Linked DNA regions of Homo sapiens: region 2 is linked to region 1. The links are chromatin contacts, found by Hi-C in ENCODE. All regions are on one chromosome and are shown on one strand. The core of a region is the stretch at or near the end of the contact, and the rest is flanking DNA. Distances in the headings are between cores, read along the strand shown.

Region 1 (3,356 bases), core at 225-2,724:
CCTGGCCTGGGGGGCGGGAGGGGACGGGGGTGTCCAGACCCTTTGTTTGCTGGTGTGTGTGTGTATGTGTGTGTGCGATTGTGAGAGCCGCCGGGGTGTGGGTCCGTGCGCGCGCGTGCCCGGGCCGTGACGGCCACTGATGTGCTGGACTGCCAGGGTGGAGGGGAAGAGGGAGGGGTAGGAGATGGGGACTCCCCCGCCCCTGCCCGCCCACTCGCGGGTTTGAATGAAGCGCGAGGGGGAAGGGCGGCAGCGGGAGGACGTTTTTGTCCGATGGCCCTTCCCGCTCCATGCACCGGGGAATCCTCCCCCTTCTGGAGAACTTCGCTCGCTCTCTCCAGGCACTGCCTCCAACGTCGGCTCCAGGGGAGACTAGGAAGAGGCGCCCCTCACCGGAGTGGCTGGAGCTCCTCCTATCCAGCCTGACCCCCGAGGGAGCACCCTTTAATCTGAGATAATCCTGGCCCAAGGCTGCAACACGGCCTATTATCCTGGTATCAAAGCGTGGATTGGGATGCATGGAAGTGTGAGGTGGTCGAGGCCCTGCATGCTTAGAGTAATGGAGTCCTTAGAGCCCCGGCGGAGGAAGCGTACCCCAAGACGAACGGGGAGGGGCTATGCGTGGCCCCAGACTGTGACGACAAGGAAAGCCCCCTTCCACCCCTCCACGATTCCCCCCACCAAGCGCGGGGCCAGGAATACGCGCCGTGGGCTAGACTCTAGCGACACCCAGCGGCCAGCGGGGTGGGGAGCCGAGACCCGTTTTGAGGGGGTCCGGGTGATTCCAAAGTGTGTGTGTGTGTGTGTGTGCGTGTGTGTGTGTGTGTGTGTGTGTGTGCGCGCGCGCGCTCGCGCGAGTCCTCGCTGCGAATGGCAGGAGGTGGAAGACAAGGAGAAGGCTGTTGCCGAGGCGGGGAAACCCCAGCTCCCAAGGCAGGGCCACAGTCTCCCCTCCACGTTTAACCCTGCAAGGGGAGGGCCATACCACCCCCGATTTAGACACCCCCAGGGCAGGTCCAGTCCTCCTCGGGCTGAGAAAGTCCGAGGAGTCATCAGGCGCCCCTCTCCAGCGCAGGCTTAGGTCCCCGTTTACGAAGGGCAGGGGGAGGGCCTTCCCGCCGTGTCCCTACCCCTTGCAGACGTCACTGCGGCGTGGCTGAGGGGACAGTCCTCTCAGTCTCATCAACCGTCCCCTCCCTGCCACCCCAAACGCCCACCGTGGAGCGGCGGGAGATGAGGGGGGCTCGGAGTTGAAGCGCGCACTCATATGCCCCCAGGAGACCTAGCGGAGCCCCAGCGCCCGATGACGCGGAGTCTCTGCGGGAACTCCAGGGGGCCGGAACACTTACGCAGGGCCCTTTAAGGCTGGCTGGGTAGCTAGTGCCGCTGCCGCGGTTACTAGGGATGTGACGTCACACAGGGCGGGGTTTCCCGCGCTCGGCGGAAGCGGAAGGGGCGGGGCTCCGCGCTCCTAGTCTCCACTGCTGCCGCCGTCGCCGCCACCCGAGCCGGAGCGGGCTGGGCCGCCAAGGCAAGATGGTGGACTACAGCGTGTGGGACCACATTGAGGTGTCTGATGATGAAGACGAGACGCACCCCAACATCGACACGGCCAGTCTCTTCCGCTGGCGGCATCAGGTAAGGCGCGCGCGCCCATCCCTTTCCCCACTCCCGGACCCCGCTTCGGAGTTGTGATCCCCGATACTGCCCAGGGACCCCGCTGTTCACACCTAGGATTCTCACCCCCCCAGTCTGGATTTTCAGGAGCTTCGATTCAACTCCGGGACCCCAGTACCATTGGGACCCTGAGTCCCTGCCCTGGATCTCCGCTCCCCCACTCCCTGCTCCGATTTTTGCGTGGGATTCCCTATTCACCCCCTAGAACTTCTTCATAGTCTGGAGTCCCCTAGACGAGTCTTGGGGGTTCTCCCTAATTCTGTTCGGCAGTTAACATTTATACCCAGAACTCTGCCTCAAAGTTTGGACCCCAAATTCTTCTAGATGATCCCTCATCCTATTCGGGTATTCACTTCCTATCTGGGATCTCCCATCGCCCCCCCACCTCCGTAGTCTGGACCCCCAATACTTTGGTCTGTCCCGGGATCTACTTTCCGGGATCTTGATCCGGGGTTCCCATTCAGATCCGGAGTCGCCACTCCTTTTCTAAACGGAACAAGGAACTCTGTGCTACTCTGATATTCCTGTCCCTGCCCACACCCAGGACCCCCTTCCTAGAGTGTAGAACCGTCCCCCTTCAGGATCCTTAGTCTCACCGAGTACTTGGGTTTTGGAATCTGGTTCCCCTCTGGATCTAACTACCAGCTCCAACCCGATAGAGCCTCACATTCCAGCCTCTCCTTTGGCCTCCGGTAGACCCATTTCCCATTATACCAGGAAATCCTGCCCACGTGGCTTCCGGCCTAGCCAGAGCCCCTGCTCCTACTTGGTATTGCAGACCCTGTCACCACCCACTTCCCAGACTGGCTTCCTGTATGAGCCTCAGCCAGCATTGGAAACTCTCCCCTAACTCAAGCCCAGAACCCCAAACCCACCCCACCTTTTGTCCCCAGCCTGTTAGCTACTCTGTGACCCAAATTGTCCCTGCTCTTATCCAGGGACTCTCCTGGTCTGATTCTAAATTCACCACCCCTTCTTCTATCTGACCACAACAGAGGTCCCGAATCCAGACCCCAGAATCCCAAGCCTGGGTGATCCATGTCCCACCACCCTCTCAGTGCTCACGAGCCAATGGGATGACTAAGACTTAAAGGTTTAACCTCCTGCTACCCCAAATGAGTGTGCCTGCATTACATACCAGTGTCTGTTGTATTCCTTTTTTTTTTTTTTTTTTTTTTTTTGAGACGAAGTTTCCTTCTTGTCGCCCAGGCTGGAGTGCAGTGGCACAATCTTGGCTCACTGCAACCTCTGCCTCCCGGGTTCAAGTGATTCTCCTGCCTCAGCCTCCTGAGTAGCTGGGATTACAGGCATGATGCACCACCATGCCTGGCTAATTTTGTATTTTTGGTAGAGACAGGGTTTCTCCATGTTGGTCAGGCTGGTCTTGAACTTCCGACCTCAGTTGATCCACCCACCTCGGCCTCCCAAAGTGCTGGGATTACAGGCGTGAGCCACCGCACCCAGCCATGTTGTGCTCTTAAACGAAGGGCATATACCTCTCAGAACCTTCTAGTGAGGATCTCTTACCCCACCCTCCCATAGGGCAATTCCCCATCATTTATCCAGAAACAACTAGAAGGTCCCTTTCCCATCCTTCCAGAATACTCTGGAATACGGCATTAGTCTCTTCATCTAGCTCCCAGTCCCACTTCCAGACCTATTCCTTAAATCCTGAGTCT
Region 2 (3,821 bases), core at 46-2,545, 530 kb before region 1:
AACATGTGTCAAGTCGTTCTGCTGTCCCCAACTCCCGGACCCAGGTGGCTCTGAATTAGCTTCAGCTAATAAAGAACAAAGACGGGGGGCAGAAAGGCTCCCCAAACTTGTGCAAATCCAGTGAGAAAACACTTTGCACATCATCTGTCTCAGCTGTTCTGCAGGTGAGGCACACTCAGAACTGCACCACCCCAGGCAAGCAGTTTGCCAGGACTCGGGGGCCTCAGGGTTTCATCTCGGGGCCTCCGCCTGCACCAGCGAGTGGGCCTGGCTCAGGGCGAGCCTGTCCTTCTTCTCCTTCTGCAAGACCTGCTCCTCCCACAGCGCCTGGTCCACCTGATCGTCGGTGAGCACGACAGGCTTGTACTTCTCATCGAAGAGCCGCTCGTTGGTCTCGGAATGCAGCTGCTGGGGCCCGACCACCCGCAAATGCGCCGGCAGGTGCAGGAATTCGTCGTCGTTGATGTCGCAGTCGCGCATCCAGGCCCCCAGCACCCACCAGCGACCCACGAAGCCCACGTCCAGGACCCGGCCGGGGAAGTCGGTCCAGCGGGGCTGCAGGTAGCGGCAACGCGCCTGGTAGAGGCTGGCCTGGGCGTCGAAGGGCGCCTCGTACACCAGCGAGCAGAGCCCCAGGTTGACGTAGCGCAGGCGGCCACGGCCCCGCAGCCAGAGCAGCCTCTGCACGAAGGCTTCGGACTCGCGGTTGCGGGTGGCCGGCGCCAGCAGCAGGAGGGTCCCCGACGCCTCCAGCAGCGCCTCCTCGAAGGCACCCTCGCTGGGCGCCAGCGTGAAGCAGGCCGCCGCGCCGCCCAGCAGACCCACATACACAGCGGCGCGCCCCGGCCGGGCCCTAGCCTCCGCCGAAGCGTCCCTGCAGGCCTCGGCGTAGTCCCGGAGCAGCGCGCGGGCCCAGGACCCTGAGGGGAGAGGAGCGCGGTAAGAGTGATCCGGCCGCGGCGGCCACCCACCCTGTCGCGGCGGCCACCCACCCTGCCGCCTTCCGCCGCTACTCACCCAGCCGCGCCCACACTCCCGGCTTCGCCACTACCGCGTCGCCCGCCTCTGCGCGGCGCCGGGACCAAAATCTCCTCAGAGCCGCCGCGGCCATCCTCTTCCGTCTTGGGGGTCCTTGCTCCGGGAAGAAACTCCTGATACCCGACGTTAAGAGCCCGGGAGTCTCTTCTGCGCAAGCGCCAACTTTACCGGAAGTGGCTTCCCAACGGGAGAGGATAGAAAGAGGACAGGCGCCGGATGTTGCTGTCAGGTCTGAGTCGGTTGGAGTCTGACGGGTAGGCGAGACGCGCAGGCGCAGAGAGCCCCAGCCACGCCGGCCCAGGTGGCCTCAGGTGAGGGGGGGCGGAGCGCACCTGTGGGGACGGGACGACGAGTTCAAGCCTCCGTGGGTGCAGTTGGTCGCCAGGTAGGGCTGGGGGCCGAGGGACCGGCTCGGGGGCGGGGGGGAAGTGTGCCTGACCGGTCTCTGTCCTCAGCGAGGGATGCGGAGACGCCCCTGAACGACCATGGCATCGGCCGACGAGCTGACCTTCCATGGTGAGTGCGGCCCCGACGTGGCCGGATCTCCCACTCCCGCCCCGGGCCAGAACCTCCCCCCGATACGGCTTCCAATTTCTCTACCCCGAAGCCTAGGCGGCTGTGAACCCTGACCCAGGAGTGAGACCCATCTCTGACTCGAACCCCGCCCCCGCCCTGAACTCAGACCTCAAACCCGAGCCTCTCGTCCCCAGACCCTGACCCCATCCCAGCGTCAACCCTAAGTTGCAGTTCCACTTTAGGAGGAAGGGAACAGATGTCCTCCGGATGCCTCCAAACTGAGGAAGTTGGGCCCCACCTTGGGGGAGATCAATGGCTCAGCAGAGCCTCCGCCCCCAGATGAGCATCGGTTTAGCTTGGGCCCAGTCGAGTTCTTTCCACCCCTCAAACGTGCGTGTGTCCCATATACCTCCTCCACAGAATTCGAGGAGGCCACTAATCTTCTGGCTGACACCCCAGATGCAGCCACCACCAGCAGAAGCGATCAGCTGACCCCACAAGGGCACGTGGCTGTGGCCGTGGGCTCAGGTGGCAGCTATGGAGCCGAGGATGAGGTGGAGGAGGAGAGTGACAAGGCCGCGGTGAGTCCCTGTGTCCTGCCTCCTTGCAGCCCCCAGCTGACCCAGGCTCTCCGGGCAGGCACTGAATGCCCGCAATGTGCAGCTCCTGCAGGAGCAGCAGCAGCAGCAGCAGCCGGGATTCTGGACCTTCAGCTACTATCAGAGCTTCTTTGACGTGGACACCTCACAGGTCAGGCTGGGGAGGCAGGTGGGATGGGGCTCAGAGTTATGCTCAGGGTTCAGCCACTCTTCCCCTGGGCAGGGTGCTGGTGATGGTGGGTGCTGGTGAACGAACTGTGGTGCTCTCAAAGGGTTATGGTGGGACTGGTTATGGATCGGGACTATGGGAACACAGGGGACACACACAATCTGGTGGGTTAGAGAAAGGCCTCCTGGGGGAGGTGAGGAATTGGCTGAGACCTAAAGGAGACAGAAGGCTTCCCTGGGGAATAGGGTAGGGAAGCAGGAGTATATGTTCCAGGCACAGGGAACAGCATATGCAGAAGACCAAAGATGGACTGGGCGCAGTGGCTCCTGCCTGTAATCCCAGCACTTAAGGGGGCCGAGGTGGGCAGATAACCTGAGGAGTTCAAGACCAGCCTGGCTAACATGGGGAAACCCCGTCTCTACCAAAAATACAAAAACTGCCGGGTGCGGGGTGGCTCATGCCTGTAATCCCAGCACTTTGAGAGGCCTGGGTGGGTGGATCACCTGAGGTCAGGAGTTTGAGACCAGCCTGGCCAAACATGGTGAAACCCCGTCTCTACTAAAAATACAACAAAATTAGCCGGGCTTTGTGGTGGGCGCCTGTAATCCCAGCTACTCTGGAGGCTGAGGCAGGAGAATCGCTTGAATCCGCCAGGCGGAGGTTGCAGTGAGCCAAGATCGTGCCAGTGCACTCCAGCCTGGGCAAAAAGAATGAGACTCTGTCTCAAAAATAAAATAAGATAAATAAAATAAAATTAAATAAAAAATAAAATAAAATAGAAAAATTAGCCAAGTGCAGTGGTCGGCGCCTGTAATCCTAGCACTTTGGGATGCCGAGGCGGTGGATCACTTGAGGTCAGGAGTTGGAGACCAGCCTGGCCAACGCGGTGAAACCCCATCTCTACTAAAAATACAAAAATTAGCCAGGCATGGTGGCACACACCTGTAGTCCCAGCTACTCAGGAGTCTGAGGCTCGAGAATCACTTGAACCTGGGAGGCGGAGGTGGTAGTGAGCCAAGATCGTGCCACTGCACTCCAGCCTGAACAGAGTGAGACTCTGTCTCAAAAAGAAAAAGGGGGTGCTGAGGCCGGGTGCGGTGGCTCACGCCTGTAATCCCAGCACTTTGGGAGGCCAAGGTGGGAGGATCATGAGGTCAGGAGATCGAGACCATCCTGGCTAACACGGTGAAACCCCATCTCTACTAAAAATACAAAAAATTAGCCGGGGGTGGTGGTGGGCGCCTGTAGTCCCTGCTCTTTGGGAGGCTGAGGCAGGAGAATGGTGTGAACCCAGGAGGCGGAGCTTGCAGTGAGCCGAGATGGCACCACTGCACTCCAGCCTGGGTGACAGAGCGAGACTCCGTCTCAAAACAAAAAAAAAAAGAGGGAAAAAAAAGAGGGGGCTGGGAACGGTGGCTCACGCCTGTAATCCCAGTACTTTGGGAGGCCGAGGTGGGTGGATTACCTGAGGTCAGGAGTTCGAGACCAGCCTGGCCAAC

Evidence for each region. Hi-C counts contacts between places; a loop is a spot of excess contacts on that map. Pooled maps may share reads with other maps.
Region 2: a loop to region 1 is called in a pooled map, with 7 times the contacts of the local background. The contact joins the promoter of YIPF2 here to the promoter of CDC37 in region 1. A Hi-C loop is called at or near these places in 5 of 50 pooled maps.

The regions. Positions count from the first base shown.
Region 1 is chr19:10,401,660-10,405,015 of GRCh38, reverse strand. CDC37 (cell division cycle 37, HSP90 cochaperone) reads left to right here and starts at 1,474. Exons shown (of 8, transcript NM_007065.4): 1 at 1,474-1,638. The coding sequence starts at 1,537. It overlaps MIR1181 (microRNA 1181), which reads left to right and starts at 1,478; the gene lies at 1,478-1,558. RefSeq lists an enhancer at 949-1,298 and a silencer at 1,699-1,758.
Region 2 is chr19:10,926,113-10,929,933 of GRCh38, reverse strand. It overlaps YIPF2 (Yip1 domain family member 2), which reads left to right and starts at 1,295. Exons shown (of 10, transcript NM_001321439.2): 1 at 1,295-1,423; 2 at 1,494-1,554; 3 at 1,975-2,135; 4 at 2,218-2,304. The coding sequence starts at 1,524. TIMM29 (translocase of inner mitochondrial membrane 29) reads right to left here and starts at 1,123. Exons shown (of 2, transcript NM_138358.4): 1 at 1,018-1,123; 2 at 1-920. The coding sequence starts at 1,111. The coding sequence ends at 232. RefSeq lists silencers at 678-727, 768-1,047 and enhancers at 1,261-1,961, 1,962-2,664.